Regions from separate parts of the Homo sapiens genome. Here region 1 is linked to region 2. A link is a loop called in an ENCODE intact Hi-C map of the cell type or tissue named here. Cell type or tissue: endothelial cell of umbilical vein. All regions are shown on one strand. Each heading gives the region's core, and the rest is flanking DNA. Links, peaks and the distances in the headings are about the cores only. Region 1 holds the start of LOC107984701 (a long non-coding RNA gene). Region 2 has its middle 130 kb from the start of RPS29.

Evidence for each region. Hi-C counts contacts between places; a loop is a spot of excess contacts. Peaks named below come from ENCODE experiments on the same cell type or tissue, not always from the same donor. Only the 100,000 strongest peaks of a DNase experiment are listed, where the experiment ranks them.
Region 1: a loop joins it to region 2, with 13 times the contacts of the local background. A loop is called at or near these places in 12 of 110 quality-filtered maps.

The regions. Positions count from the first base shown.
Region 1 is chr14:49,543,889-49,560,633 of GRCh38, reverse strand. It overlaps LOC107984701 (a long non-coding RNA gene), which reads left to right and starts at 9,983. Exons shown (of 3, transcript XR_007064154.1): 1 at 9,983-10,785. It also overlaps the pseudogene RNA5SP384. RefSeq lists an enhancer at 6,240-6,825. In endothelial cell of umbilical vein, for the core only: no CTCF peak of the experiment used is centred there; no DNase peak of the experiment used is centred there; H3K27me3 peaks cover 177 bases.
Region 2 is chr14:49,452,154-49,468,898 of GRCh38, reverse strand. No RefSeq gene overlaps it. Among named protein-coding and RNA genes, the nearest start is that of RPS29, 130 kb to the left of the region's middle. RefSeq lists an enhancer at 85-586. In endothelial cell of umbilical vein, for the core only: a CTCF peak has its summit at 6,907 (motif pointing left); a DNase peak (open chromatin) is centred at 6,898; H3K27me3 peaks cover 534 bases.

The sequences.
Region 1 (16,745 bases), core at 4,413-12,412, 91 kb before region 2:
AATGGCCAACAAACATATGAGAAAATGCTCCACATCACTAACCATCAGTGAAATGTAAATTAAAACCACAGAGATACCATCTCACACAAGTTAGAATGGCTATTATTAAAAAGTCAAAAACTAGCAGATACTGGTGAGGCTGCAGAGAAAAGAGAACGCTTATGCACTGTTGGTGGAAATGTAAATTAGTTCATCCACTGTGGAAAGCAGTTTGGAGATTTTTCAAAGAACTTAAGACAGAACTACAAATCGACCCAGCAATTCCATTACTGGATATATATCCAAAAGAAAACAAATCTTTCTACTAAAAAGACATGCACTCACATGTTCATCACAACGCTATTCACAGTAATAGCAAAGACATGGAATCAACCTAGGTGTTCATCTACACTGGATTGGGTAAAAAAAAAAAAAAGTGGTGCTTATACACCATGGAATACTATGCAGCCATAAAAAGGAATGAAATCATGTCCTTTGTACAGCATCATGGATGCAGCTGGAGGCAGTTATCCTAAGCAAATTAATGGAGAAAGAGAAAACCAAATACTACGTGTTCTCACTTACGAGTGGGAGCTAAACATTGGGTACTCATGGACATAAAGATGGCAAGAATAGACACTGGGAACCATTAAAGAGGGAAGGGAAGGAGGGGGGCAAGGGTTGAAAAACTAACTATTGGGTATTATGCTTAGTACCTGGGTGATGAGGTCATTCATAACCCAAACCTCAGCATTACCCAATATACCCAGGTAACAAACCTGCATATGTATTTTCTGAATGTAAAAGTCTGAAAAAATAAAAAAGAGATTCTTTAATTTCCCACATTCTAAAAGATATTCACCTGTATTTAATACTTAGAGTGTTCAAGTTTGTTTTTGATACTTAAATTTTGACTTCATCTGGAGTTTATTTTTATATATATTTGTAGTTATTCATATGAAAGTAGTCGTTCATATGAAAAGAGATGAAACACCATATATGAATATATGATATATATACCATTTATATATGGTTCTTTTTATTTTATTAAATAGTTCTTTTTGTTTTATTAAATAGTCTCTTTTCTTCCTATTCATGTGTCAAAATAATTACTGAAATGTGGAAATAGCAGAAAGAGATTACTGGGTATCCTTCAAGTGAGGTTCTGGGCTTGACTCTGTAATGGTTGAGCAATTTACAACTCTGTAGGAACAGAGATTAACTTAAATATTTTTTTTCTACTAGAGATGTAAATCATTTCTATCCAATAGAACAAATACTCTTAGAGAAATAGGAACTGGTTTTCCATAAACCTGAAACTACCTAAAATTTCTTTTTTTACATTGCCTCTATACACATCTAACTCATTAAATGTTCTTTGGGCTAATTTTAGCATCTGACAGATTTCCTCATTAATCAATGAATTGAATAAAATCTTTTGCATGAAATAATTTTTTTAATCCATTAGAAAATTATACTTTAACAAATCTAATATGCAACCTCTCTCATATACCGAAGTTTCAAACGTGCTTGGGTCTGTTTCTGAGCTCTATTTTCTATTTTAGTGGTCAATTAGTCTATTTTTGATCATACTGTTATAATTGCTACAGCTTCACAATAAGTCCTCACATTTGGTAGGGCAAGTCTCCCCCTGCCTTTTCTTATTCAGAAATATTCTGGCTATTCTAAAATCTTTACTTTTCCATATACATTTAAAAATCAGCTAGTTAAGTTCAATGAAAAATCCCGTTGGGATTTTGTTTGGAATTTCATTGAATCTGTGTATCAGTTTTGGGAAAATTAATATCTTTATGATAGTCTTCCTATCAGCAAATATATATACATCTAATTTGGATCTTTTTTCATGTCTCTTAATAAGTTTTTATTTTTCCCTGTAGTGTTCTTGTACATCTTTCATTAGAATGAATCTTAGGTACTTGATTTTCTCTAATTCTATTTTAAATGGTGTATTTCTTCAAATTACATTTTCCAGTTTGTTGTTGGATATAGAAAAGAAATACAATTTTTGCATTAAAATCTTATACGTAATCACCTGGCAAACCCTCCGGTTACTACTTATTTTAATGTAGTATGATTTATCAATATTTATGGTTTAAAAAAACTTATTTAAAAAATATTTTCTTCATTAAAGATCATGAGAATGTTTTTCTGTATTATCTTCTGGAAGTTTTGTTGTTGCTATGGTCTCAATATTTGTTCCCAGTCCCCTCTAGCCCCCATCTGTGTGTTGAAACCTAATCCGCAGTGTGATACAGTGTGACAGTATTAAGATGTGGGGCATTTGAGAGGTCATAAGGTCGTGGGATTAGTGCCTATGTTGGTCTGTTTTGTGTTGCTATAACAGAATGCCATAGACTGGGTAATTTATGATGAACACAAGTTTATTTGGCTCACAGTCCCCAAGGCTGAGAAGTCTAAGACCATGGCACCAGCATATAGCATGGGCCTTTGCACTGCGTCATCCCATGCTGGAAGGACAAGAGAGGGTGTGAGCAAGAAAGCAAGAGAGGGCTAGCCTTGCTTTCATAACAAACTCACTCCCTTGATAATGACATTAATCCATTCATGAGTGCAGAGCCCTCATGACCTAATCACTTCTTATTAGGCCCCACCTCCCAATACTTGTTACATTGGGGATTAACTTTCCAACCCTTAAACTTAGGGAACACATTCAAATTATTGCAGTGCCCTTATAAAAGAGGCTCCGGAGGCTGGCCCTTAGGAATGGGGCAGGGGAGGTGTGGGCCTCAAAATGTAATTAAAAGGCTTTGATCACAAAGTCTTCAGCCTCAACTCCTATCCTATTTACTACTGGAAGATAGTATAGTTATATGTTTGTTTGTTTGTTTGTTTGGATATGGAGTCTTGCTCTGTCGCCAGGCTGGAGTGCAGTGGCGCGATCTCGGCTCACTGCAACCTCCACCTCCTGGGTTCAAGCGATTCTCCTGCTTCAGCCTCCCGAGTAGCTGGGACTACAGGCGTGCACCAGCATGCCCAGCTAATTTTTGTATTTTTAGTAGAGACAGGTTTCACCATGTTGGCCAGGATAGTCTTGATCTCTAGACCTCATGATCCACCCGTCTTGGCCTTCCAAAGTGCTGGGATTATAGGTGGGAGCCACTGCGCCCGGCCAGTTATATGTTTTATATAAAATAAGTGTAGAATATAATAACAATAATAACTACCATTTATTGAGGATTTACTATGCATCTGTTCCTGCCAAAGACTTTAAAATTCTCACAAAACCTCTGCGAGGGAATTATTATTAGTTTCATTTAACACATAAGGAAATTTGGGATCCAGAGAAGTTAGGTCAATTACTTCTACAGTGCTACAATAAAAGGTAGAGTTGGGCTTTGAATTCAGGCTGTCTGACTTCAAAGTTCAAGGTCTTAATTACACTGCCTGTAACAATGCACAAAGGGATGTTAAATAAATTGAGTATTTTTTTTCTGAATTTTGTCTCAGTTTTTGGGAAACTCTGGTTACTGTATTGTTGTATGAATGGTCATGGTCATGTCTTTGTTAAGTAAGGAGTATGCTTTTGGAATATTCTTATTTAAGGTAAAGGGAAGTAATCATTGTGCTTAGTACATTGTCTACAATGTGATATTTGAGGTTCCTGACTCTTCTGGGAAAAGCCATGATTCATCCAAGCTGGTTTAATTAGAAAACTGGGAAATCAAAGGGATCCCTGAGCCTAGATGTGACCCCTTCAATGACACTCAGGCTATGAGGCTCAGACCTGAGGCTGAAAGCCTGGCTGGATTGCCGTGTCGCCCCCTCTTTTATTTATTTATTTGTTTGTTTGTTTATTTTATTTTATTTTGAGATGGAATCTCACTCTGTCTCCCAGGCCGGAGTGCGGCGTTGTGATCTTGGCTCACTGCTACCTCTGCCTCCCAAGTTCAAGGGATTCTCCTGCCTCCGGGCCCTGAGTAGCTGGGATTACAGGCATGCACCACCACGCCTGGCTAGTTTTTGTATTTTTATGGTGGAGACGAGATTTCTCCATATTGGCCAGGCTGGTCTCAAACTCCTGACCTCAGGTGATCTGCCCGCCTCACCCTCCCAAAGTGCTGGGATTACAGGCATGAACCACTGTGCCTGGCCTGTTTGTTTATTAAGACAGGGTCTCACTCTGTGGTCCAGGCTGGAGTGCAGTGGCAAGATCATGGCTCACTGCAACCTCAACCTCCCAGACTCATGTGATCCTCCTACCTCAGCCTCTCAAGTAGCTGGAACTATAGGTGTGCATCACTACATTTGATTAATTAATTAATTAATTATTTAAATTTTTTATAGAGACAGCATTTTGTAGAGATGTTGCCAGGGCTGGTCTCAAACTCCTGGGCCAAGAGATCCCCCCGCCTCGGCCTCCCATTGTATTGAAATTACAGGTGTGAGCCACTGCACTTGGCTGTCCCTTCTCTTAAACTGAGTCTGGGGACTTTAGAGAAACCCAGTGGAATATCTAGCCCTTTGTTCTCTTGCTACCTGATTTCCACTCCTCTCCTAAGCTGGCTGGTAAGAAAATAAGGTCTCTTAGAGGATAATTTAAAAAAAAATGGGGCTGGGTGTGGTGGCTCACACCTGTAACCCCAGCACTTTGGGAGGCTGAGGCTGGCAGATCACGAGGTCAGGAGATTGAGACCATCCTGGCTAACACAGTGAAACCCCATCTCTACTAAAAATACAAAAAAATTGGCCAGGTGTGGTGGTGGGTGCCTGTAGTCCCAGCTACTCGGGAGGCTGAGGCAGGAGAGTGGCGTGAACCTGGGAGGCAGAGCTTGCAGTGAGCCGAGATAGCACTACTGCACTACTGCTCTCCAGCCTGGGTGACAGAGCGAGACTCCGTCTCAAAAAAAAAAAAAAAAAAGGTAAATTCGTGACTTTCTTACAGGCATAACTCATTAATTGATGAGGGAACCGGAAAGATTTGACAGCTATTTCAAAGAGGAACTTGAAAGAGTAGAAACAAAAATAGGCGGTGAAATAAATTTACAAATGAATGTAAAACTGGTTTTTCCTACTGACAAAGATTCTTTATTTGACCAAACTTTAGTCAGGTTCTTGAAACTTCTCCTAGGCCTATTTATGCACCTGTAAAATCCAATTTTAGCAAGAACTCTGGTAAGACATTTTAACGAAAACCCCCTACTCTCAATGTCTGATCATCTTTGACCTTTGATCCTCCATCATCCCCCAGGTGATGTCTGATCACCCTGGCCTGTCTTCAGCAAGACTCCTGTTAGGTGGGTTTATGCAGAATCTCCTTTACCCTTGATGTTTCCTCCTAGTAATTTTCCATCCACTGACCTCCACCCTGGTTCTTGGCTGTAAATTTTCACTTGCCCATGCTGTATTTGGAGTTGGGCACAATCTCTCTCCCTCATTACAAAATCCTGTTTTAGTGGTCCCTATACTTATCTCAATGGTTCTGAATAAAGTGTGCCTTACCATGCTTTAACAAGTATCATTGAATAATTTTTTCTTTCTTTCTTTTTTTTTTTTTTTTTTTCTGTTGAGATGGAGTCTTGCTCTGTTACCCAGGCTGGAGTGCAGTGGCACGATCTCGACTCACTGCAAACTTTGCCTCCCGAGTTCAAGTGATTCTTCTGCCTCAGCCCCCTGAGTAGCAGGGATTACAGGCACCCACTATCACACTTAGCTAATTTTTGTTTTTTTAGTAGACAAGGGGTTTGCCAAGTTGACCAGGCTGGTCTTGAGCCCCTGACCTCAGGGGATCTGCCCGCCTCAGCCTCCCAAAGTGTTGGGATTACAGGCATGAGCCACTGTGTCTGGCCATAATTTTTTCTTTCTTTTTTTTTTTTTCTGAGACAGAGTCTCCCTCTGTCACCCAGGCTGAAGTGCAGTGGCACGATCTTGGCTCACTGCAAGCTCCGCCTCCTGGGTTCATGCCATTCTCCTGCCTCAGCCTCCCAAGTAGCTGGGACTACAGGCGCCCGCCACCATGCTGGGCTAATTTTTTGTATTTTTAGTAGAGACGGGGTTTAACCGTGTTAGCCGGGATGGTCTCGATCTCCTGACCTCGTGATCTGGCCCCCTCGGCCTCCCAAAGTGCTGGGGTTACAGGCGTGAGCCACTGCACCCAGCCTGTAATTTTTTCTTTAACACTACAGGTGGAGGGAAATCAGTGTTTCCTCCAAGCAGTCAGAATCTACTTGCATGTCTGTAGACAAGAATTTTTGCTTTGCTATCAGTTATTTACAGAGTTATGAGTAGGCCAGAGATAATAAAACCTAATAGTGAAGCAGCATCATCCATCTGGGGTAATACCTGAAGTACCTCATGCCAAGGAAATCAAGGATGCAGACACACAAAGAGTGAGTTTAAGAGTGGAAGTTTAATAGGCAAAAGAGAAAAGCTCCCTCATGCAGAGGGAGGCGGTTCTGAGTGGATGTCCTGGTTTGTAGTAAGAGGTGGTTGGTTTTATAGATGAGTTTGAAGAGATGGTGTCTAATTTACATAGGGTGCAAAGGATTGGTTGGACCAGGTGTGCCATTTACATTGTGCCCTAATCTTTCACCACCCTAATCCTTTATTATGCAGATAGGTTCTCTACCTGGCCAGCACCATGTTGCCTGCTTCTTTACTGCATACATAGTGACAAAGAAAAGGGAAGATGGAGCCTCCGTGTTGAACATACCTGGCTTCCAGGTATCCCTTTTCTATTTGCACAGCTGCCGGCATTTACCTATGCAGCTTCCAGCTTGCTTACCTGTCTGCAGCTTGATTTTTCAGGCTGCTGTTTGTTAGAAAAGAAATGATTTTGGGGCTGATTTTTATTAAAAGGCAAATCTTGCTGAGGACTCTCTTACCCTCACTATCTGCCTAAATAATTTTTTTCTAGCTCCTGTATCAATAGAATCAGATAAGCCAGGAGAGAGTACTAGAAACAATACATTTTTTTTCCCATTGAAATGTTGATTTAAAAAAACCAAACTCTGGAAAATATTTAAAGAGGTTTATTGTGAGCCAATATGAGTGACCATGGCCCAGGAACAGCCTTAAGAGGTTCTGAGAAAGTTTGCCCAGAATGGTTGGGTTACAGGTTGGTTTTATACATTTGAAGGAGAAAGAAATTATAGCTGAAATTATAAATCAATACATGCAGTGTGTACATTGGTTCAGCACACAGAGGTGAGATATCTTGAAGAGGAGGAACTTACAGATCATAGTTGGATTCAAAGATTTTCTAATTGGCAATTGGTTGAAGAATTAAGCTTTGTCTAAAGACTATAGAAAGAAATGCTTTAGTTAAGATAAAGGGGGTTTAGGGGACTAGGTTCTTTTTATTTTCTTTTCATGACTCAGCAGAAGAGACCAAGGTTCCTGCTATGTAGATGAAGCCTCCAGGTAACAGCCTTCAGAGAGAATAGACAGTAAATGTCTCTTTTTGAATCATGAAAGGTGTCAGACTCTTAGTTAATCTCTTCTATATCCAGGAAAGGCCTGACTATATTAATAAAGATTCTCTAAGATGCAAATTTCCCCTATGAAAGACAGCTTTTCAGGGCCATTTCAAAATATGTCAAATAAATATATTTGGGGGTAACATATTTTCATTTTCTTCAGGGTCTGCTCTCTGTCATGTGATGCTATACCAGAGTCAGGTTGGAATTTGGTATCTTATTGCCACAAAGAGTCTGTTTTGTCAGTCTTATGATCACTGTTTTAATGTTAATGCTTGTCAGTTGTGCCTAAACTCCAAAAGGGAGGAGGGTGTAATGAGGCATATCTAACCTCCTTTCTGGTCATGGCTGGGAGGTCAGGTTTTCAGGTTTCTCTGTGGCTCCCTTGACTCAGACGGAGTCTGTTCAGTTGGTGCAGGGGCTTAGGATTTCATTTTTTGTTTACAGAAAATGCTCAGCTATCTTTTTGGTTCATTCTTCCCATCTGAGTATTAACGACGCCTGACCCTGCTTATCTTCTGAGATCAGATGAGATTGGTGTGTTCAGGATGGTATGGCTGTAGACTTTTTGGTCCATTTCTTTTTTTTTTTTTTTTTTGAGACAGAGTCTCGCTCGTCGCCCAGGCTGGAGTGCAGTGGCGCAATCTCGGCTCACTGCAAGCTCTGCCTCCCAGGTTCATACCATTCTCCTGCCTCAGCCTCCTGAGTAGCTGGGACTACAGGCACCCGCCACTGCGCCTGTCTAATTTTTTGTATTTTTAGTACAGACGGGGTTTCACCGTGTTAGCCAGGATGGTCTCGATCTGCTGACCTCGTGATCCACCTGCCTCGGCCTCCCAAAGTGCTGGGATTACAGGCGTGAGCCACTGCGCCCAGCCTGTCCATTTCTAGGTCTTTCACATTTTTTTCTGACAAATCACATTGTATATCTGATCACTTTATAATTGTTTCTTGCATTACAATTGCTCACTGAAAACTGCTGATGGCATAGGAAGCATACCTTTTTCCTACTCATTTTAAACTGAAAACATCTTAGAATTAGGTGTCTTAACAGAAAGAAATGTGTGTGTGTGTGTGTGTGTGTGTATGTGTGTGTGTTGTGTAGTGGGGCCACTCTGGAAAAACACAGTAGAACACCAAGACCTCCAGGGCAACCGAGTACAAATCCTTTAATCACAAAGGAGCAATTTCATAGGAAAAGATTCAGGTCCCATGTGGTATGAGAATAACCTTGTCTCTATTTGCCACTCATGTGTTCACACTCTGCTGGCAACAGAGTCCCCTACCCTGAGGGAGATGAGGACATTTATTTCCAGATATTGATGACTCTAATCAAGGACAGCGTTTGTTTTTTTAAAAATTTAGTTGGAGGGATCTCACTATGTTGCCCAGGCTGGGCTCAAACTCTTGGACTCAAATGATCCTCCCATCTTAGCCTCCTGAGTAGCTTGGACTACAGATGTGCACCACCATGGCCGGCTCTAAGGACTGTGATTTCATATGGTCTCAAACCCAGGTTCAGGCCAAAAATAGAGATTTTTCTTCATTTCCTAAGGGATATGTTACTATTGTCTAGGAACAATAATAATTTTTAGTAGAGATGGGTTTACCTTGCTCAGCAGGCTGGTCTTGAACTTTTGGCCTCAAGTGATCTGCCGCCTCAGCCCCCCAAAGTGCTAGGATTACGGGCATGGGCCACTGCACTTAACCCTGGAACAGTAATATTTCTATAATAAACACTATTCTGGGTAACTTAAGGGTATGTCCCATGACATACACAGACGACTAGAAAAAGCTTTCTCTTTTCATCTAAATTGATAAGATTTAGTCAAACGACAGATGGATGAATGCTCAGTGATTTATCTGTTGGCCTTTCACGTTAACTTTACACAGTTTAAGTCCAAAATCTGCATTCCAGATACTTGAAAAGAAAGAACACTGTTCAGTTGACCTTTATTTAACAAGAAGAAATTTCAGCTGGCTCAGGGGTTTCTTACAACGTTGTAGATTGACATTTCATACAAGGAGGAGACATGATGATTACTGTTATTGTCGTGTGTGTGTGTGTGTGTGTGTGTGATCATTGAACATTTAAGTAATCTAAACCAAGGCATTTTAAACCAAAGCAGTGCTTATCCCTAATATACCCCAGGAGTATCTCATGAACAGCTATATAGGCTTAGGAAGCTAGATGGCAGAGTAATCACACAGTTAAAAGGCTTTATATGCAGTTGCAGGGAAAAACTAAGCTTTTCTTCAATTAAAAAAAAGAAGACATTCCTGCTTACCTGTCTGAATGGTAAAAAAAGGTAGTCTAATATGATGATTTAAAAGGAACAATTTTTAAGGTTAAAAAATCAGAAAAATTTCCCTTATGTCAGAGATTTGATAATAATAACCAACTTCATGCATTAGCGTTCTTTAAAAGAGTAATGGAGTGCATTTAGAGGCGTGGACTTGGCAGCAGCCTGAATGAGTAGTCTCTCTTAAACCTTTCTAATGATTAGCCTGTTACTTAAGTTTCTACCTATTATATTTCTTTCTTTTCTTTGCGGCTCTCATCTGTAAAGTATGTATCAATACTTTACATTATGATGATCAGGAATAAATCCAAATGACTTGAAAGTACCTAAGATAATTGATGAAAAGGTTATGCAACCAGGGGGAAAATATAATAAGTTAATAGGTACCTAGAGATCAGGAGTTTGAACTACCAAGCTTCAGATTCTCAGTCCTGTGACCTTGGCCAGGTTGTGTAACTTCTTAAATCACTGCTTTTTTTATTAGTAAAAATGAGGATCATAATAGTACCATGTCATAGACTTGTCATGGTTATTGTGAAGATTGACCACCATTATGTTGTAATATAATAAGAAATATATATTTAGTCTCTGCCATTTGATCCCGGCACACAGCTCCTAAATCCCTTGAAATCCCTTAAGTGGTAAGTGTCTTTTTGTATGCTAATGACATGACTGGTGGCCCGGGCTCTCAGCCTTAGGAGTGGGGGTGCTGGTTGCCAGGGATACCAACCATGTGATTAGAGCCTTGGGGCTTTCAACCTCACCCCTCAACTTTTAGATAGGGGAAAGAAGCTGAAGGTTAGGTTGATCTTCACTGGTCAATGATTCAATGAATCGTGCCTATGCAATGAAGCCTTCATAAAAACCCAGAATGACTCAGCTTGGGGAGCTTCTGGATAGCTGAACATGTGCAGATGCCTGAAGCCTGGCTCGCCCAAAAGGGCATGAAAGCTCTACGCCCCTCCCCTGCACCTTGACCAATTCATCTCTTCCATCCAGCAGTCCATCTGTATCCTTTGAATATCCTTTATAATAAGTGGGTAAATGTAAGTAAGGTGTTTCTTTGAGTTCTGTGAGCTGCTGTAGCAAATTAATCGAACCCTGGGAGGAAGTCATGGGAACCCTGATTTACAGCCTTTTGGGCAGAAGCACAGGTCACAACCTGGGGCCTGCAATTGGCATCTGAAGTGGGAGGCAGTCTTGTGAGAGGAGCCCTTAACCTGTGGGGCCTGATGCTATCTCCAGGTTGATAGCATCAGAGTTGAATTGAATTAAAGGGCATTTATTTGGTGTCTGCTGGAACACTGATTGCTTGATGTGTGGGAAGAAATCCCCAAACACCTGGTGTCAGAATGTTTTGTTGAGTCTATGAGAAAAGGAAAAACACTTCTTTTTTTTTTCTCTATCTCTAAGAACCACAGTTCCTGGTGTGTAGAGAATAGTCTGTACGTGATAGTTATTGCTACTACTGCATTTTGTTTATGTAACTTTGCACTTAAGTATACACATTTCTTTAAATCCTCACAACATTTTATCAGGTAAGTATTATTGTCTTCATTTACCTATGGTTGAGACTAGGTCAGACGGGTCATCAGCTTGAAGTGGGAGCCTGGAACTCATCCAGACCCAACTCCATGTCCAGAGCTCTTCCCAGCCACCATTCTGCTTTCCAAAAACAAGAAAAACTGCAAATGAAGAACCTTGGGTTCTTTTTGAAATGCAAGCAATTCTAAACTCTCCAAGAAGTAAAACCTCTTAAGGCAAGACAAGGTAGAAAAAGATGTCCACTAGCAAACCATTCAGAGAGCTGGGGGTCTGTAGGATTAGGGAATACTTATGATTCAGGTGCACAGTATGAACTGCCTGGAGGAGTGGGCAGAGCGTGGCTCAGTCCAGGATCTTGGTGAGCCTGCTATAAGGTCTTTGAAGGCAGATATCATCATCTTTGTACTCCCTGTCTTACTGCTTGGCACAGTAGGTGCCTCATAAGTGTTTGTTGACCTGTACGTACTAATACCCTATGAAAAAACTTCTATTATAATAACTATGTTGGGATGGTGTAAAAATTACTAATGTGAGAGTGTATTAGTCTGTTTTCACACTGCTGATAAAGACATACTTGAGACTGGGCAATTTACAAAAGAAAGAGGTTTATTGGACTTATAGTTCCACATGGCTGGGGAAGCTTCACAATCATTGTGGAAGTCAAGGAGCAGCAAGTCATGCCTTACATGGATGGCAGCAGGCCAAAAGAGAGCTTGTGCAGGAAAACTCCCCCTTATAATAACCATCAGATTTTGTGAGACTTACTATCACAAGAATAGCTTGGGAAAGACCTGCCTCCATGATTCAGTTGCCTTTCACTGGGTCCCTCCCACAACACGTGGGAATTCAAGATGAGATTTGGGTGGGGACACAGCCAAACCATATCAGGGAGTATTCACGGACATTGCATCCCCTATCCTGGAGCCCATTGAAAGAATTCTGCAGGGGCCAGCCCTAGTTTCCTATTGCCTTCTCTGCTGGTAAGTTTTCCTCTCTCTCTCTCTCTCTCTCTTTCTCTCTCTGTGTGTGTGTGTGTGTGTGTTGGACAGTTATAAATTAGACCCCCGTATTTTTCTGCTCAGGCTGCCATAACAGAATACTACAGACAGAGTAGCTTAAACAATAGAAGTTTATTTTCTTATAGTTCTGGAGGCTACCAGTCTAATATCAATGTGCTGGTCGAGTTGGTTTCTGGTGAGAGTTCTCTTCCTGGCTTGCAGATGGCTGCCTTCTCGTTGTGTCCTCATAGTGCCTTTGTGTACATGTATTTCCAGTGTCTCTTCCTTTACTTTTTTTTTTTTTTGAGACAGAGTCTTGCTCTGTCACCTAGGCTAGAGTGCAGTGGTGTGATCTTGGTTCACTGCAACCTCTGCCTCCCGGGCTCAAGCTATTCTCATGCCTCAGCCTCCTGAGTAGCTGGGACTACAGGCATGTGCCACCACGCCTAAGTTTTGTATTTTTAATAGAGATAGCTTTCACCATGTTGGCCAGCCTGTTCTCGAACTCCTGACCTCAGGTGATCTGCCTGCCTTAGCCTCCCAGAGTGCTGGGATTACAGGCATGAGCCACCATGCCTGATCTTCTCTTTCTTTCTTTTTTGAGACGGAGTCTTACTCTGTCGCCCAGGCTGGAGTGCAGTGGCACGATGTCAGCTCACTGCAAGCTCCGCTTCCCGGGCCATTCTCCTGCCTCAGCCTCCCGAGTAGCTGGGACTACAGGCGCCTGCCACCACGCCTGGCTAATTTTTTGTATTTTAAGTAGAGATGGGGTTTCACCATGTTAGCCAGGATGGTCTTTATCTCCTGACCTCGTGATCTGCCTGCCTCGGCCTCCCAAAGTACTGGGATTACAGGTGTGAGCCACTGTTTCTGGCCCTTTTTTTTTTTTTTAAATAAGGACACAAGTTCTATTGAATTAAGCCTCCTTCCTTACAACCTTATTTAATCTTAATTACCTCCTTAAAAGCCCTATCTCCAAATACAGTCACATGGGGGGTTAAGGCTTTAATATGTGGATGGTGGAGGGGGAGCACAGTTCAGTCCATATCAACTCCCTTCAATGCTAATTGACATGTGTGGAGAAAATCTCTTCAAAAATTATTCTGACTACTAACCACTGTACTTTGACTGTGGCACAGTTCCAGGGCAGGCCCATGTGGTTTGCTAGTGCTCACCTTTTTCTACCTTGTCTAGCCTTAAGATGTTTCACTTCTTGGAGGGTTTAGAGTTGCTTGCAGTTCAAGTCTATACCTTACTAGAGTCACAAAGTGTCCTAAGTAGCAGAGCTGCCTTTGTGCATACCAGCACAGCTGGAGAAAGCTATCCTGGAACACAAATTCTCTTTGGCTTTGAAGTTAACAGTTGGTTGACTCACTTTGGAGTCTCATCCTTCACTGGTGTTTTTGATTCCCTCATACCCAAATAAAACCCAGAAAGGGTGGTTTGGCACGGTCTGCATTTGTTGATTGTTTAGTCAATATGTGAACTGCATTTACCTTTTAAACCTCAGTCTCTAATTGCAGGAAAAAAGGCTTTTTAAGAATCAGCAAGTTGGTGGGGAGAGATTTCTTTGGGTAGGGATCCTTGCAATCATCCTAGGCCCCCTTTAATATTGGCCTTGGGAATAGCCCTGATTTAGTCTCTTTGGATAGGGCCAGGAGGAGAGGCGAAGGAGTATGTGGTCTTTCCAGAGGGCGTCCTCAGTTTGTAGGGGCTGCTGAAATCTATTCCTGGGTCCTGGGAAGCCCTGCCCTGGCACCTATGATGTGGTGGGACATCTCTTTCTCCTGACTGCCCCTTCTTGCTGTCTATTGCTGGCCCTCCTTTTCAACTTTACTAACCTTGCCCCAGGTTTTATCTGTTTTAAAGATCAAGACTTCCAGGTGTACATTTTGCAATTTCCAGCCAGATGATCTTAATTAGAAGCTAATGACTTTTATCTGATTACCTTTTAACTGTAGAATCTTCTCACTACCACTCCAGAACACAAGTCTATATCTCTTTTATTATTTCCATTTCTGATGATTTTACTGACAAAGCAGTGTTGGAACTGTATCCTCTTATCAGTTGGACCATCTCTAGAAAACACAAAGGGAGCTGCAAGGAAATCCTGGCCCACTGCTGGACTCTAAATGTGGCTGACACTGATCCGTTCAGTGTTAATCATTGGCGTATCCTTATATTGTTTCAAAATTCAGCATCCACGTGACTGGGCCTATATAAAGGTAAAGTACTTTTTGGTAAAGTACTTATAACAAGTCACAAAATCAGCAAATAAAGCTTGCTCAGTCTAAATGGCATCACGTGTAGAAAGGTAATGAACAGCACTAAGAAGAACACGACAAGTAAATGAGTGGTTAAGACAAGGCCTATGAGAGCTCTAATGAGGAAGACCTCATTGTAGGCTGATGTGGCAAGAAGAGCTTTGCAGAGGGGTGGGCCCTAATGGGCCTATTAGGATCAGCAGGAAGAAAGGGAATGAGAACTTTGAAAGAGGAAAGGAATGTGGCAGCAGGAGGCCAGGATAGCTTGAGAGGAGAACTGAAACCTTGTGAACAGTAATGATCACTGGTTAGTTAACATTTATGGAGCCATTTTCTGTGCCTGGCACATTTTTTGGCACTCTATATACGGGTCCTATTTGACACATACCTGTGACCTTGGGAGGCAGACATTATCCTCATGAGACAACTGGAGCCCAGAAAGTTTAGGTCACTTGCCCAGGGTGACTCATTCTATTCTCAGGCCCATGTTCTTTTTCTTTCTCTTTTTTTTTGAGATGGAGTCTCAGTCTATTGCCCAGGCTGGAGTGCAATGGTGTGATCTTGGCTCACTGCAACCTCCGCCTCCCGGGTTTAAGTGATTCTCCTACCTCAGCCTCCCGAGTAGCTGGGATTACAGGTGTGCACCACCACACCCGGCTAATTTTTGTATTTTTAGTGGTGATGGGGTTTCACCACATTAGCCAGGCTGATCTTGCACTCCTGACCTTGTTATCTGCCTGCCTCGGCCTGACCTGAAGCCTATGTTCTTAATCACCAACTGCCTCCCTGTGGGAAAGCGGTGTAGGCCAACTTGGTAGGAGATAAGATCTCCTGGAATTTAAAACACTGGAGAATTTGGTGCCTTAGGAAAGCGAGAAAGTGTTGGTCAGAATGTAAGTATCCCTGGGCTATAGGCAGTCCTGGACTGCACTGGCCCAGGTAATTCAGACCTGACATTTAGAGTTGTGGCACAAGCCCTCGCTGGGCAGGTAGCTCTTTCTCCTGAAAAGAGATAACAGAATGACTCCACCATGGTTTTTTCAAGGGCAGGCCTGAAGCAGTTACTGGGGAGAAATGTCTCCCATATGGAGGAAGGCAGAGAGGGAGTGAAAGGAAATGGAGAGCAGGCTCTGAGAAGGCAGAAATAATAATGTGAACAACAGGAGAGGAAAGGAGGTGGGCGGGTGGGTGAAAGCACAGATATATCGTTATTGTTATAATCAAAGGGAGAGCGGATACTGGAGAGAACATTTCCTATTAATAAAAGATCTAAAATGACGGAGGAAAGGACAGTAGCTGAGAGGCGGCCTTCTTTGAAAAATATGGCCACTAAAAGGAATTCACCTTTCCAATTTGCACTGTACTTTACAGTTTCCCAAGCGCTTTTTCATCTATTATTTATTCTGACATCAGTGCTGTGAAGTATGGCATTATCAACTCTGTTTGACATATAAGGAGGTAGGTTTCAGAAAGGAAAGGTCCTATTTGAGGTCCTGTGACTGGTTAGATAGAGCTGGGACCAGAACTCAAGTCTTAGCCCTGCTGGACTTCACCCCCATCATAATGCCAGGGGGACAAACAGGGTCATCACATAGTAATTCAAACTTCGGGAAAAAAGCTGCAAGAGCTGCCTAGGAAAAGTTGAACATGGTGGAAAATTTCTGGGGAATCTATTAATGTATAATTATGGAAAGTTTATTGAAATTCATCTAGTTAAGATTGAATTTATACAAACACTTTATTAATTTATATTCAGGTGACCAGAAAAAGCGACTCTGAATACAAAGAGTTTGTATTATCTGGTATTCCTTGTTCTAGCTGCAGAAGAGTAAAGATTAATTCTTGATCTTTTTTAATGGTCTGATGATTTGTCTTTGCTCTCTTTCCCCAAGGGAAAAAGTTTCTGTTCACTTGCTCCTTAATGATAGCACTTTGCATTTGTTTAATGTTACTCAGTTTCTCTTGGTAGTGTACCCCACAGTAACAGAGACCTCAATGAATTTAAGAATCCAGTTTCCACTGAGCTTGCTATAGTTCATATTTCTTTCTGCTTTTTCTATATTGGCATGCTGACATTTGGAGAAGCGTCAGTTTGCTTCTCCCAACGCCCTTTATTCACACAGATAACTCCATTTCCAGTGTAACCCCTCTTATTCCTAGTCTTGGTATTTTGCCCTTATTCTTTAATCAAACTACTGA
Region 2 (16,745 bases), core at 3,657-11,656:
GGTTGTCTATTCCCATTTAAATGTGAGCCACAAAAACAATAAAAAACTGTGACCATAAAGTGGGCTTTTCTGTAGGGGATCAGGTTATAAGCAGGAAAGACTTATTTTCCTTGTTTTCAGGAAAGGCTTAAAGATTAGGGTCTTTTGATCTTTTCTTTGGGCCATTCAGTTTCTCCCCAGAAGGATTTTTCAGCTTCCTGCCATGAGGTGTGTGCTTGGCTGGTGGCATCGTGCACACAGGATGGAGTCTCACTCTTTGATAAGCAGATTTTTATTTAATGCCCGTTTTTTGTTTAGCAACTCACCTTTGCCCTCTATTCTCAGCGCCTCTAGGTTTGGTGATTATAATGCCAATTACGCTGCCTTTCTAAAGTGTATAAGTTGATATTTCTTAGTTCTATTGTAATTTGCCTTACTGGTGATATTTGAGGTTCTATGATTAAGTCAATAGAACTAAGAAAATCAAACATATTTAACATTCTGAGAAGATAGCAAATGTTTTAAAACGTTACATGCAATGAGAAAAATTAATTACAGAGAAAGAAGAAAGAGTTTTCTTTAGGCAAAGACATTTTCAAGGGATTAATTTTTGATCTGATAAATGCACGTGATGAAAATAAGGAAAGGCAAGTTACTAAGCTGCTGTTATATGTGATCTAGAAGACATCAATTCATATGTGGGCAGCCATGACAAAGACACAGCTAATTGATTGAAACAAGATCAGAGGATACAGGCCTGGTGCAGAGGCTCACGCCTGTAATCCCAGCACTTTGTGGGGCGATGTGGGCAGATCACTTGAGGTCAGGAGTTCAAGACCAGCCTGGCCAACATGGCAAAACCCCAGTCTCTACTAAAAATACAAAAATTAGCCAAGCATGGTGGCGCAGACCTCTAATCCCAGCTACTCAAAAAAAAAAAAAAAAAAAAAAGACCAGAGGATACAGCATACAAACACTGACAGATGCACACCCTGAAACCTAGAGGTCAGGAGATGCTTGCAGGAGTAAGCAGAAGTCCTTTCTTAAAGCTAAGGGCAGAGAGAAGTTGCAAGAAAGAGAAAAGTGACTGGCTGCACGTGGTGGCTCATGCCTGTAATCCCAGCACTTTGGGAGGCTGAGGCAGGCAGATCATGAGGTCAGGAGATCGAGACCATCCTGGCTAACATGGTGAAACCCCGTCTCTACTAAAAAAAAAAAAAAAAAAAAAAAAAATTAGCCGGTTGTGGTGGCGGGCACCTGTAGTCCCAGCTCGGGAGGCTGAGGCAGGAGAATGGTGTGAACCTGGGAGGTGGAGCTTGCAGTGAGCCAAGATTGTGCCACTGCACTCCAGCCTGGGCAACAGAGTGAGACTCCGTCTCAGGAAAAAAAAAAAAAAAAAAAAAAAGAGAAAGAGAAAAGTGACAGCATAGAGCATGGTATGACTAATGTAGAAGTAGGAGACTTAGGAGCTGAGATCAAAAGGTGTCAAGTGTCAACAATGGTGTTGATCCATGACCATGAACCATATCTTCCTTGCTAAGGGAACAGCAAGACGACCCTGTCCTGGGACTGTGACGCTTAAAAACTACGCTTTTGTGAGGTCCCATTGTAGGAGGGTTCTTTGTTCCCTTGGGTTGGCCCTGTGGCAAGATTCAGGTCTTTCCAATGTCTGGTGGTGAAGTGAGCCTTTCTTTTCTGCCATTAGGAGCAAATACAAGGCCTTTGTAACTAGAGTGTGGGAAAATATTTCTGCTCTTCTGGATGTTAGCACTTCTGACAGCCTGGCTTTTCTTTCTGGAGACTTAATAGTTGCTTTGTAGTTCTCCCAAAGAATCCCTCTCTCACTTCCTCTACTTCTCTTGCAAGTTAACCTCATTTATTTTCTTTCTTCTAGAGAAGGATGAACCAGTTCCTGGGATTAGGCTCTTCCAAAGCTTTCTCTTTCTCATCCCAATCCTTAGGGTCACTAGTCGGGGGGAGAGTGGGTGAGAAGAGTTTGCTCCACTTTTCATGGGGCACCGTGATTCCCTGGAGCAGGTGCTGATGTGTCCTGGTGGCAGGGAGCAGTGGGACTGTGCCCCCCTGGGCAATTTGCCGGGTAGTCCAAGCAACTTCAGTAAGCATCATCTTTCTTTGAAGTCACCTGTTTTGTTTTTGAAAAAAATTATGCAATTACATTTAAATCTATACTATTTTCTAATTGTTCTAATATTTAAGTATTAGAATTACATAAAGATTAGATAAATAATATGATTTCCCTCAAATCTTCAAGTACCTTTGATGCTTGAGCTTTATGCTATGACCATGAGTCCTCTGTGCCTCTCTTCTGTGAATCTCTGGGGACGATGTATAAACTGGTTTGAGAAGTAAAGAATCAGAAAGGACATAGAACTAGACTTCAGATAATGTGGCTCTATTCCTGTTTCTTCACTCATGGGCCATATGCCTAAGGGTCAACTGCTGGGTCTCTGTTTGGTCATCTGTAAAATGGGGAGGTTGGAATAGATATTCTTATCCCTTATTAGCCTTTTCCCTCCAGAATGACCCAGATTGTGTCTCATCATTCTGCTTCATTTTACACAAAATCATAGCCACCCTGTAATCTCTTTGGGCTTCCTTTTATTTGCAATATGTGTGGCTAAATGATACTAGTCCTTCCTGTGAGGTCGTAGGGAGCCATCAAGAGTAAAAGTTATTGCAAAGCTCATATAAAGAGACAGAATCATATAATGTCATGTTATTTAATTTTATGCCCATTTGGTTCCAGTTCCAACCTTGCATTATTTGTTTTTTAAGACAGTGCAGTGTTATAATCATGGCTCACTGGAGCCTTAACCTCCTGAGCTCAAGTGATCCTCCTACCTCAGCCTCCCTAATAGTTGTGACTACTGGTCTGCGCCACCATGCCTGGCTAATTTTTGTATTTTTGGTAGAGATGAGGTCTCACTATATTACCCAGGCTGGTCTCGAACTCCTGGGCTCAAGCAATGCACCCACCTCGGCCTTCCAAAGTGTTGGGAATACAGGCATGAGTCACTGTGCTTGGCTCAACCTTGCATTTTCATTTAAACCCATACGTGTTTATGTATGATGTGTGTATGAGTGTGTGTGTAATTAGGTTTGTCAAATTATTTTCTTGGCTTAAAGTCTCTTGGAGGCATAATGCTTTAAAAAAGTCAAAACAATTAATTAAAAAGTAGAATTGTTTTGACTAATATCATTAGAGAAGGAATGTTAAGATAAGGTATTATTTTATAAGGTATATAAGGTAAGGCATTTTGAAGACGAGTGTATATATGCCTGAAACATGGCTCTGGGTCTTTTATGTGATCAAAGTTGATACAACATCTCAAAAGATTATATTGGGTTTTAGAGATTTATTTTTCTTTTTTATATAGAACTCACTTATTTTTCAGAGGGACAGAAGTCCTGAGGTAAAGCAATTACTCCTTTTATAAGGTATTATTCCATCTTACATGGGACAATCTATAATTTAGTCATAAGATGTGGATGCCAGCTCCATGGGGAAGGAACTTCGGGGACATCGCAGTTTCAAAATTGGGCACTACGCCAAAGGCCCAGAACCTGCAGAGGAAGATTTTAGCAAACGTCTCTGGCCAAGGAAACACCTTAACTGTCCACAGAGACATTTGGGCCACAGTTTTCAGGGTGTTCTTACCCTCTAAGCTCAGTGGAATGAGCAGAAAATGTGCTTTCTGACAATGTGGCTGTTCTCTGGGAGTTTATCAAGGGACAGTGCTGCCTGAACCAGCACACTCTGTAGTCCCATTTCCTGCCATTTCCTGCAGGGGTCCCCAGTCTTTAGCCAGGTTGAAGAATTTGCAATTCCCTAAACAATACCATTGGGTACTCTCATGTTCCTTTCTTCTTTGCCCAGCTGGTGGAATCCCACTTATCATTCAGTGTATGCTTGGGCAGGCTCCTCTGGGGAACTTCTCGCCTGGGGGCTTCTCTGCCCCAAGGAGAGTGAGATGTTCACCTGCCACTGCTAACATCCTCACACATCACTCTTCTCATTTGGATTGTGATTTTAGGATATTGTCTGTTCTGCTGCTAGACTGGGTACTCTAGGAATGGAGGGACTGGACAGATTCATTTTTGTGTCTCCAGGCTGGTCCAAGATGAGTAAATAAATGTTCAAACAACTAGTGAATGTTCCGCTTACTTAGGTTTGTGCTCTCTCTAGATTATTTTGCCTTTAGCCTCTCCAAACCAACCAGATAGGCTTCATGTGGTAGTGGTTTGAGTGCGTGTACTATAAAGCATCTGCTACTTACTAGCCATGTGACTGTTTTAAGCCTCAGTTTCCTCATCTGCGCAATGGGGATAATAATGGTACTTACCTCATAGAGTTGTTACGAGGATGACATGAGTTAGTTTTTGTAATCCTGAAGGTGTATTTTAAATAAATAAAATAATTTTGGGGAGTGTGAATCAACACAATAGACAGAAAGGTGATAACTATGGGTCCAGTCCACAGATTGTATAGACAATGATATTGCCAAAGGATACCATGCAAATTTATGTCCTATATAATGATGGCTAGTGGTAAGTCCAGAATAGCTCATTGTAGGAGTGAACAGTTCTTTATTATCAATAGAAAAACACCACAAACCTTCAGCTCAGGAAAATAAAACTTAAGTTTAGTGCCCTCTTCACTTATTTTTTAACCTTAAACTTTGTAGTTCTCATTTGATCATATCACTACCCTGTTTGAAACTTGATCTTCCTTTTGTCCCAAACCCCTCAGTGTGGTTTCCAAGGCCCTCTGTGACACCCCTGCCCTCTACACCTGCATCTTGACACCATTCCCTTTATCTTTACTGTTCCAGTATGAAGTTTCAGATGTGAACTCTTCTCCATTCCCAAACTTGCAGGGCTCTCTCCGGACTTTCTTCAGTGCTTTCTTTTCTTTCTGTCTGCATAAACATCCCTCCTCAGTGCTCTGCTTTGCAATTCAATTTAAGCACCACCTCTTCTGGCAAGTAGTTTAGGGGTCCTTTGCCACCTGCTCCCCTAGCATACTGGGCTCCCCTTATCAAGCCATTGACCACACTTTAGGGTGTTTTACTGCTTAATTGTCAGCCTTCCCCACTGGATTATAAACTCCAAAGGGCAGGAACCAAGTCCGTTGTGCTTACTCCTGTATCCCTAGTATCTTGAACAAGGCCCAGCATTCTGTTGGCACTCAATAAATACTTATTGAATGAGTGTTTAATTTTAGAAATCAGAAACTTTGAATTCTAGCCCAACCTAGATTTCAACGGGCTGGGTGTCTTTCCCCAAGTCCTCCAGCTTGTTGCAACGAGATTGTCCATTAAGACTGAGAGAATCTGGCTTGAACTTCCACATCCCATTTACAGTGGGTGATCTACTCTTTGGAGATTATTGAAGAATGTTTCCATTACTTCCCAGCATCTCTGCTGATCTTTTACTTCCTGTTCCTGCTGGCCCTTTTCTATGCTGCAGCTCTTTGCTGGACACCATCCCAATTCCTTTATTACCCAAAGTGTCCCATCTCAAGGCTCTGTGTGTCATGGAGTGGTTACTTAGCAGTGCAGCACAATAAGCAGCTTAAAATAAACTATGACAAGTGGAGTGAGGTGGGGGAGAAGTGGGGATGGTTAATGGGTACAAAAAGTAGTTAGAAAGAATGAATAACAACTAGTATTTGATACCGCAACAGAGTGACTATAGTCAATAATAATTTAATTATACATTTTAAAATAACTAAAAGAGTAGAATTGGGTTGTTTGTAACACAAAGGATAAATGCTTGAGGCGATGGATGCCCCATTTATCCTGATGTGATTATTACACACTATATGCCTGTATCAAAGATCCCATATGCCCCATAAATATATACACACCTGCTATGTGCCCACACAAATTAAAAATTAAAAAAACCTATGACACATCCCTTTTTTCAATGGTCCTGTGTCTATTCTTACCGATAAGATTTTTCTTGTTCATCTTTTGAATTTGGGTGACAGGTTCCTGTGATGATTCTGGAACTCCCTTTGTCTTTTCTGCTCCTAAATCCTGAAATTCCCAGTAATTTGTTGTGCAGACCCACCTTAGCTGTTTTATTATCTGGCTATTTACTCATCCAGGCTCTGTCCCTATGATTTTTGTCATAATCAAACATGTTTGTAATCACAAAGGCAGCATAGAGTCGTGTTAAGAGGATATGCACTCGAGCCATACGACATGGTTCTACATGGAGTCTCCACCCTCCCTGGCTGCGTGGCTTTTCCATGTTACTTAACTTCTACCTGCCTCAAGTTCCTCATTTGTAAGATGGCCATTGTAGTGATGCAAAAATGGTAATTGTACTGAGTATCAAGTGGGTTAATATAGGTAAAATACTTAGGAAATTGCCTGGCACACAGTAGGCACCCACTGAATATTAACCATTCTTATTATTAAGGTGTACTTAAGATGAAGACAGCTTTCTCCTTGAGAGAAATTCTTCAAAAATCGATTTAAGTAATAGTTCATTTTTTCCCATTACACTAATTCCAAGTCACCTATTGGCTTTCTAAGATGTGTCTCTAACTATTGTCAGCATAAAGGACCTGGCTAAGAAGCCATCTCAGGAGCAGACTGGACTTAGTGCTTGGTTCCACCTGGTTTCCCTATATGATCTTGGGAAATTTATACCTTTTTTAAAAAATAAAATTTATTGTGTATATTTAAGAGGTTATAACATGATATTATAGGATATAGATAAATAGTAAAAAGATTACTTAGTGAAACAAGTTAATATGTACATCATTACACATAGTTACCCATTTTTAAATTCTTGTGGCAAGAGAAGCTGAAATCTACTCATTTAGCAGAAACCCATATATAGTACAGTTAACTTCTTTAAGATGGTTTCTTCGTCTTTACAGTAGGGACAACACTGCCCCCTAGAGTTTGTGTGTGTGTGAGTATTAAATGAGCTAATGGATGTAAAGCGTTAGTATGGTGTCTGGCATGTAATAAGCACATCATAACTATAAGGGTTTGTTACTATTATATTAGTTTTGCTTTTGCATTTTTTAAATAATCAAGAGCTACAGAATGTGCTTCTGGAAGGCTGAAGGATTAAGTAGCACCTCACTTCATTGCATGTTGTGTGAGATATCTTGTTGATTTAGAAGAGGTTTGAAGTTCAATGAAGCCCTTATAGTAGTGGCAAGGAAAGAGGCATGACATACTTTTTGTGAAAAGATGGTGAAATGGTCCCACCTGGTATTTCCAATATGGGTGGAATTAGAAACTATTTAACAGAAAGCTTCTCTTTTCTCAAGGGGCCACAGCTTCTGCCTAGAGCTTTCTACTCCTTTTGGCTAGTAGTACAGGGATGGATGTAGCTTACTATCCAGCAGGGAGACTGACTGAGTGATACCCTAATGGAGCCACTGGCAAAGGATAAACCAAGATAGAAACAAAGCCGCCTTCCAAATAATGCTCAGTGCCTTTCTTGATAGTTTCCATAATAATTCATTCCCATTAGAAGTACTTTAGACTGTGTTAAAGCTATTTACATTGTAATTTCAGAGCAGACTGTAAACTTAAAAGAACACACACAGTTTCTTAACAGTTCAAAAAAAATGAAAAGAAATATAAGATTTGACATTCAAAATCCAAATTCCAAAACCAGTGAGATGATGAAAAACTGTTCTGCATTTCACTTGAACACAAGGCAACATATTTCAGAAAAAAATGCACACTTTAAATAATGATTCCTGTGCTGATTGTATAAACATATATATCAAAGAGGGTAGAGAATCAAAGATACAAAGGAAGAAAGGACCCTTTAAGAATTGGCTGATGTCGAATTTAGTTTGAATTTTCAGCTAAGATGTGTAAAAAAAGTTTGAACAGTTATTTCTTGTTCAGGTGGCAGTTAAGTTATATGACAAAACATTAGAAGAACAGTGTATCTACTGCAAAAAGCAAGTGCCTAATATGTTATTCAGTGGCACCGATTCTTCTGTATCTGGGCCAAGGGAAAAAAAAGTCTGGGTTAGTTAAATGAAGTCTCTTGCCAAGAGTTTTAAGACACAAATTTTACTAGGTAATAAAATTTATATAGCTATACCATATGGGCACTTTGCAGGCAATCTGTAGTTCAGGCTTACGGCAGAATTTTTTTTTTCTTTTAACAAACATTCTCACAATCAGATTTTTTAATAGTTTTAATTGGAATAGCTTTGGCTTCTAGCAATTTCTTCCTCTGTCAGTAACTACCTCAAGCAGCTTTGGACTACAGGGGGAAGAAGTACAAGGAATAAATAGAACCACATCCTTTATTCTGCTGCCAGATGGTCTCTCTAGCCTGCCCTAAGCTAGAGGAAAGGTCTTCCTTCTCCCCACTCAATCCCCTAGCATCAAGGGGCCCCCTGGTCAACTCAGGACTATTTTTGGGTACAGAACCAAAATTTTCCTGCATTTTCTGTGGTATTGGATGTAGTGCTGAACTTTGGCTTAGCAGGAGATAGTGACCAAAGCTTCAAACCTCAAAACTATGATTTATAAATGGAAAATGATGGAAAGGATCTTAGTGATTATCAGTTCCATGATCTCAATATACAAATAAGAAACCTAAAGCCCAGAAAGTTGAAGTGACTTACTCAAGTTACCTGATGGGTTAGGGTGGGTTGAGAACCAGTGTCTTCTCTGCCTTCAGCTTCCTGCCATTATGGAGGCACCGTGTCCTGTTGTTGGGCTTGTATCTCCTTGAGCTCATCCTGTGATGAAGAGTGGCTACATTGCTTGACACATGGTGGGCTTTATGCAGTCAGTATCCAGTATGCAGTCTCCAGATGTAGGCCCAGGTTCTGGGTAGGTGTGGCCTGAATGTTGTCAGTTACCCACTTCTATAAATATCCCAGTCACATCTACCCACTGATAGCCTCATGGTCCTGGTGGCCCTCCTCACATGTACTAATCCGTGGAATTCTGTAACAGACCTTAGCACCTCCTCATGTCAATAACAGCTTAAGGATTCCCTGGGACATGTAGGATGAAGCTTTATCAATTAAGTTTATTGACTTTTTACCTCTCTTGTTAATCTCTCAAACATAGAGCATGAGCAAGCCACATGTTTGCAACCCCCTTTTAAGTTTTCTGTTTTATTTATTGATTTATTTTTTATTTATTTTTTTCAGGCTAATCGATATTTGGTTCAAAGAGTAGAGATGACTCTAGGTCTTCCTAACAATCACACATGACTCTTCTGCTTACATTCAACTTTCTTTGGTCCTCCACAAAGAGTCCCACTAGAAGCATCCTATTTTGTCTTCCCTCATCCTGCTGGAGATCCTTCATCCTACCTTTGTGATGATACTGAGGTTTTTCTTTTAACTCTATTACTCCTTTCTTTCTCCACATAAATCATGTTTTACATAAACTCCACTTTAACTCTCAGAGAAAAATCAGAAGACTTGTGAAATGCATTTATTTGCATAACAATTCTATAAAATTGACCATTACTATCTCCATTTTATTGATGAGGAAACTGAGAAGTAAGAGATTAATAGCTACTAAGTGGCAGATGTGGGGTTTAGGACCTAGGCTTTTAAGTAGTACAGTATACCAGTCTGTATTAGTCTGTTTTCACACTGCTATGAAGAACTACCTGAGACTGGGTAATTTATAAAGAAAAGAGGTTTATTTGACTCACAGGTCCACATGGCTGGGGAGGCCTCAGGAAACACAATTATGGTGAAGGGGAAGCAAGCACTTTCTTCACAAGGTGGCAGGAGAGGCGGTGGGTGGGAAGTGCCACACTTTAAAAACCATCAGATCTTGTGAGAACTCATTATCATGAGAACAGCATGGGGGAACCCGCCAGCCCCACGATCCAATCACCTCCCACCAGGTCCCTCCCTTGACATGTGGGTATTACAATTCTAGATGAGATTTGAGTGGGGACACGGAGCCAAACCATACCACAGTCCCACCTACCTTAGACTGGTTTCAGCATTTTGAGTCTTGATTTTGAAGTTAAGCACAAAAGTCTGCCATTTCCCATGACTCTTAGTACCACAGCCAAGCCAGGAACACCAAGGAAGCTGGAATTACTCCTGAATTTAAATTCTCATATCTTTAAAATCTCGTATATATTTTTCATCTTTCCTTTGCATTCTCATTTTTTTTCTTTTGTTCCTTAGCTCATGTCCCTTTCTCTATCTTCAAACCAGATGTTTGCAAATCATGTTGCAAATATCTTTGGTACTGAACTATACTAGGACTATTATTATTATTTTGGTTCCTCTGATTCCATGGTCTGTTGGATACATATGGTCTTCACATAGAGAGGGGGGGATGGAGAGGGAGCCCAGCAAAAGTCAGAAGACCTTAATATTCCATTTCACTTATGGCTACCTCTGCTTACGATGGGAAGCATCCCATATTCAAGTTTCAATGACAATGTGGGAAAAAATGGTTGTCTTAGTCTGTTTCGTGATGCTATAACAGAATACCTGAGACTGAGTAATTTATAAAGAACAAAAATTTATTCTTTCACAGTTCTGGAGGCTGGGAAATCCAGATCATGGTGCCAGCATCTGGTGTTGGTGTTGGCCTTCTTACTGCATCTTCCCATAGTGGAAGGCAGAAGGGCAAGGGAGGGGCGAACACTGTGCCCTCATATCACAGAAGAGCAGAAGTGAGTGGATCTACTCCTACAAGCCCTTTTAATAATGGCAATAATCCTTTCATGAGGGCAGAACCTTCATGACATAAACACCTTCCAAAAGACCCCACCTCTTACCACTGTTGCACTGAGGAGTAAGTTTCTAATACAGACATTTTGGAGGGGACACATGCAAACCATAACAATGGTTTTCTTTAACATAATCTTCAAGAACAGATTTTGTATAATTTGGAAGTAGTATTTTCTAGCACAGAAGTAGCGAATGTTTTCCATTTGTATCTATTGTTTTAATTTTTAGTGAATCTGAATATTGTATGGTTCATCTTTGATTTAAAAATTTGCCTTAAAGGGGCTTTACATATTGAAGGAGACAAATTAATGTAGAATATGGTGGTGCATCTTCCTAATTTTTAAAGATGAGCACCTGTAGCAAGACTTTTGCGTGGCTTTGAGTGTGTGAAGTTGTGCACTAGGTATTTTTAGATATAGAAATACTATAGTTTTGGGGACATTTTATTGGCTTTAGGAATAGTAAAACAGAAAGTTTGGAACTTGAAATGTTTGATGAGTGTCTGAGTCTTACACTAGCTATGATCAGAGAAATTTATTTCAATTTGGTTTAAGAGAAGTCAGATGGACTGAGTAGAAGTTTCTTCTGACGTTTGTGTGTCAATAAAAATTCAGCTTCCTGAGACAATACAGGCACTGCCAAACTACCATTTTATCCTAGATAAATGGAGTAAGCAAGCAATCAAATAGTACTGATGTTGAATTCTCCAGATGCGCATAGAGTCTGATTTGTCTGGTGCATGTTCTGATTATATTTAGTCAAAACTCCCCAGAAGGCACCTTTCTATTTTGCCCAAGTTTAATGAGAATGCTTGGCTGTACTTGTTGCGGGAATGCATTAATTTACTTCGAATGGCAATTAGAGAGATCTATCACTATTATCATCATGGGCTCTGTCATCTGTCAATTTGCCAAACATGAAAAAGTAAAATGTGACGGTTGCACAGTTTATAACGGAAAAAATTGAATTCTCCTCAAATTTGTAACATTTTAATCTATATCATGAAACCTCAGGGGGAACTACTACTTGCAATTCTGTGAATTCAATTGGTTTTTGAGAACAAATGCAACCAGAAATTTTCACATCATATAGTCAATTATGTAGAAACTTCACTGAATCTAAACTCTGTAGCTGCTTCTGTTTACTCCTTTATCAAGCAAGCACACAATTTTAGAAATTTACAATATATGCTAATAATTTGATTAAGGAATTTTCTAGAAAGGAAGATCTATCACACAACAGTGTTTAAAAGAATAAACCTCAAGCTTACATAAATTGTGTAAGGCTGGGCTTGAGTTTGTACCATTTTGAAGAAATGAATAAACCCAGCCTCCAGGCGCTTTTATCTAACCTATGTTGACTATCTCTGTGAGGTTGGACTTTAGTCTTTTCAGCCTCTTAATTTTTCCTGTTCCACGTCAGCACCTTCCTTTCCTCCATCCAAAGCTGGGGCAGATCTAATACCAATCAATCACATATGTTTGGTCACTATCTTTTCATTGTGGTGCCATTTCAACTAGGCATTTATATGTCAAGGCTTTTCTTTTCTAATTGGGGAATCCTCTGCCTCCTACTTCAGCCAGATTTCTGACAAAGAATTGTGCTTAGGAGCTTACTCCCTTCATTAAGAGAAGCAATACTATTCTACCACACTAGGCCATCAAATTGTGTAGTAATTTGATGCCCCTAGCAAAACAGTATTAGCCCATCTATTGCCTTCCTAGTAATGGTTACAATGTCTCCAAATAAAGGAATAGAGACTCTCTCTCTCTCTCTTTTTTTTTGAGATGGAATCTCGCTCTGTCGCACAGGCTGGAGTGCAATGGCACCAACTTGGCTCACTGCAACCTCCACTTCCTAGGTTCAAGCAATTCTCCTGCCTCAACCTCCTGAGTAGCTGGGATTACAGGCGCCCGCCGCCATGCCCAGCTAATTTTTGTATTTTTAGTAGAGGCAGGGTTTCACCACATTGGCCAGGCTGGTCTCGAACTCCTGACCTCAGGTGATCACCTTCCTTGGCCTCCCAAATTGCTGGGATTACAGGTGTAAGCCACGAAGGCTGGCCTAGAGACTCTCTTTTTATGGGGATTGATTGGTAGTGGCTTAATATTTCTTAATGATCATATAATTCATATATAATCCATAAACCAATATATTGTCTTTTTATAACTCCCAACCCTTATTGTGTGTTTCTTAGGAATTTCTAACTACTAGACATTCATTTACTTATACATTTGTGCTACTGAATACGAGCAAGTGAACAGTATATGCAAAAAGAGCTGCAATTACAACCCAGTCCATGCTCAATGGCTACCCTCTTGCTTGCTCAGAGAACCTTGCATTCTGATTCGCTTTGAAGTCAAAGGGTTAGTTCTGAGTCGATGTATTCATTTTCTATTACTGTGGCAACAAATGATTACAAACTTAGACTAAACAATGTAAATTTTTTATCTTTAAGTAGTTTGGAAGTTCAACATGGATTTCACTGGAGTAAGATCAAGGAACAGTACGGGCTGCATTCCTTTTTGGGGGTTCTAGGGCAGAATCTGTTTCCTTGCTTTTTTTCAGCTTCTAAAGTCTAACTGTATTCTTTAGTTCCTGTCCCTTTCTCCATCTTTAAAGCCAACAATGGCAGGTCAAGTCCTCACTTTGCATCTCTGTGACCTCTCTTCTGTCATTGCCTCTCTCTCTTTCTCTTACCATAGCTGGGAAAGTTCTCCACTTTTAAGGACTTGTGTGATTAGACTGAGCCCTCCACATCTCAAGGTCCTTGACCTTACTAATTTTTTTTTTTTGCCATGTAAGGTAACATATGTACAGGTTTTAAGAAATAGAATGTGGACATCTTTGGGGCCATTATTTTGCTTACCATAGTAGGGTGGGAGAGGTTATTCAACCCTTATAAAATCTTTTCAAGTACATTTAAAATAAAATAAAAAGTGCTATTTATGAAAGTAGTCTCATTATTTAATAAATAAAAGATGAAGCTACACTCTTTGCTAATTTACTGAAGGGCATGTTAACAGATCTATTCAATGTAGCATTTGGCTCCTAGAGGGCCAAATGCTTTCCATTAGTACAACAGAAACTTACTGAGAGACTAAAATATTAATAACCATAGATTCAGTAAATGGGGAATAAAACAAGATCCACAGGCATGCAAAATTCCAGGAAAATGCAAACTAGTGTTCTATATTGTATTTTGTTTCTTAAAAGACAAAACCCAAATGACTTAACTGAACACAGAAAATTTCACCCGGGGCCGGGTGGCTCACGCCTGTAATCCCAGAACACTGGGAGGCCGAGGTGGGCGGATCACGAGGTCAGGAGATCGAGACCATCCTGGCTAACACGGTGAAACCCCGTCTCTACAAAAAAATACAAAAAAATTAGCCGGGCATGGTGGGAGGCACCTGTAGTCCCAGCTACTCGGGAGGCTGAGGCAGGAGAATGGTGTGAACCTGGGAGGCGGAGCTTGCAGTGAGCCGAGATTGTGCCACTGCGCTCCAGCCTGGGCGACAGAGCTAGACTCCGTCTCAAGAAAAAAAAAAAAAAAAAGGAAAATTTCACCCGGACAAAGACAAGTTTCCATTATTCCAGCACACCTCCCTACATGCTCTCTTTCTCTATATAATTTACTTTCTGGGTGAATCTTGGTCAAAATGGAAGATAGTGGAATGCTTTATTATCCTGCAACAAGCTGGATGAGAATATCTTTTAAATTACGGTTTCCTGATTGGTACACAAGAAAAATGTCTAAAACATTCTGAAAAGTTAAAGAATTTCTAGTGCAGAGATGACAATAATGGAATGTGGATAAGTGAGGTTTTGACCCTGAAAAGGGAATGGGGGATGGAACAGCACTATGGTGTATGTGACTGAGGTGTCAGGCTTAACATGGACCCTCACTTCCTTTTGTTTCAAGTGTAATTTCAGAAGGAGCCCCTGTGCTTTCCTGGTTGTAGGTAGGGATAGGAGTGGAGTAAAGGGGGAAACAAAAAAGCAAATTGAAATGTGAAGATGGGTGAGGAGGAAGGGAAGAGAACACAGATTCTTGCAAACACGCTTGTATGGCCATTTAGGAGAAGGGAGAAAAAGTTCAATCTTGAATTTTAATGAAAATAGTTAATGATAAGAACCACAATGCATTATAAAATGACAAGCACTGTGTTAAGTATGTTACTTGTTTGGCCCGTTCAGTTCTCTACCTTGCGTGAGGTAGGTATTATTCTGATTCCCATTTTATAGATGAGGAAATTGAGATGGAGAAATTGAAGTTGCTCCAGGTCACATGGCTATTGGCACCAGAATTTTAAATTCCATTTGGTCTGTTTCTTGTTCCCTGCCACTCCCAGAATGGTCTGGATCAGGTGGGGAGACAGCATCTCAGGGACAAATGTCTGCCACCTGACTGGCCTCCCAGCGTTGTCCTGAGGGATGGTGCTGTCCTGGAGTTGCTCTGATGTGGCCACTCTTGGGAATTGCTGTCCCTGAAGTGGACTGACTGTTGGTGTGTGTCGATGTTTGGGTGTGAGGACCGATGTGTGCAAAGCACAAGCTTGGGGGTGGGGAGCTGGAGGAGAGCCTTTCCCTATCCGGTTCACCAAGGAAACTGGGCCTTCCCTGTCTGCTTTCAGCTATAGAGGTCCTAGGGCATCTTAGGGGAACAGGGCCTGCAGTGGCTGAGTGGGTGTGACTATGCTTCTTTCATGCCAGGTTCTCAAGCTGGCTCCACATCCCAGGCCCAATGCACAATTCCTGGGAGAGAGGCTGAGAGTCTTCCCCACTTGGCGTTGGACTATTCCCCCCACCATGGTGGGGAGCATCAGGCTCAGTGCTTAAAATGGTGCCATCCCTGCTCATGCAGAGATAGCATGCTGCATGTTAAAATATACACAGAGCAAGGTGCATGCATTTATTAGACTTTTCCTCTTCACAAAAATAAAGAGGAATTGTGGAACCCAAATGAACCTATTGGATTCTGAGTGTATTTACTAAGCCAACAAATGTTAATTCATTGATTCAAAGCATATTCTTTGGCAAGTACCATTTTCAATCCTTTGAGAGACAGCACGAGTGGCACATAGTAGCCATGAGGTGAATGTGAGACGAAGCCACATAAGAAAGTACAGGACATGGTTTCCGCAAACCTCAAATCCCAGGTGGAGGAAATGATATACACGTGAAATCAAAGAGAAACATTGTATTTTTAAGTGGGGCAAACGCTGGAGGAGACATAACATTGTGGAGTAGCATCCCTCAGCAGAGATTTAGTGAGTGTAGGTTAAATCTTGAGGAACACTTGGAAGGAACTGTAGAAATACATTGGGAGAGATTAGGAGGGGCCCATTCTAGGCAGAGGTTTCTGTGAAGGTGTGGGAATGAAAATGACCTGTGGCAGGAAGAACAGTAGGAACTACAGAGGAATGCAGCAGTTCCGAAGCTGCTGGAGGGCTGGCGTGCAGAGCTGATGGGGCACAACCTCCCAAACAAGGGCGGCTCCTGTGGACTAGGAGAGGGTGTCGTTGGACCTAGTCAGGATAGGGCTGTCTCACAGATGGCCTTGGGTAGTATTGGGAAGGAACAGATTCAGTAAGACACTCAGTGTACGCTTGTTTGAATTGGAGACAAATCTAAAAGCAGTATATAGAATGAATCAAGAATTTTAAATCTGTAGCTCTTATTTGAAAATATAAAACTCAGATATTGTTCCCAAAAACCAGAGGAAGTTTTTACTGGAACTAGAGTTGCATGGAGAAATATAACAAGAACAGATTCTAAAAATGTGACACTGTTCTTAGGGGGCTGTGCCCCTCCCCCTTGCATTGCTGGGGAGGCAAGATGACAATAGGAAAATTATTAGCTTTGGGGCTCGGGAGTTCCCTGAGCCTCACCATGGGCCTATGTGGAGGTCTCGTGTGGTTTTCATGAGATGGGTTTTGCGAGACTCTTGGAGCAAAGGGGTAAACAGACAGGCTGTGGGAACCAGTCCAAGACCTGGGTGGAAGCCTGCACATGTCCTCTG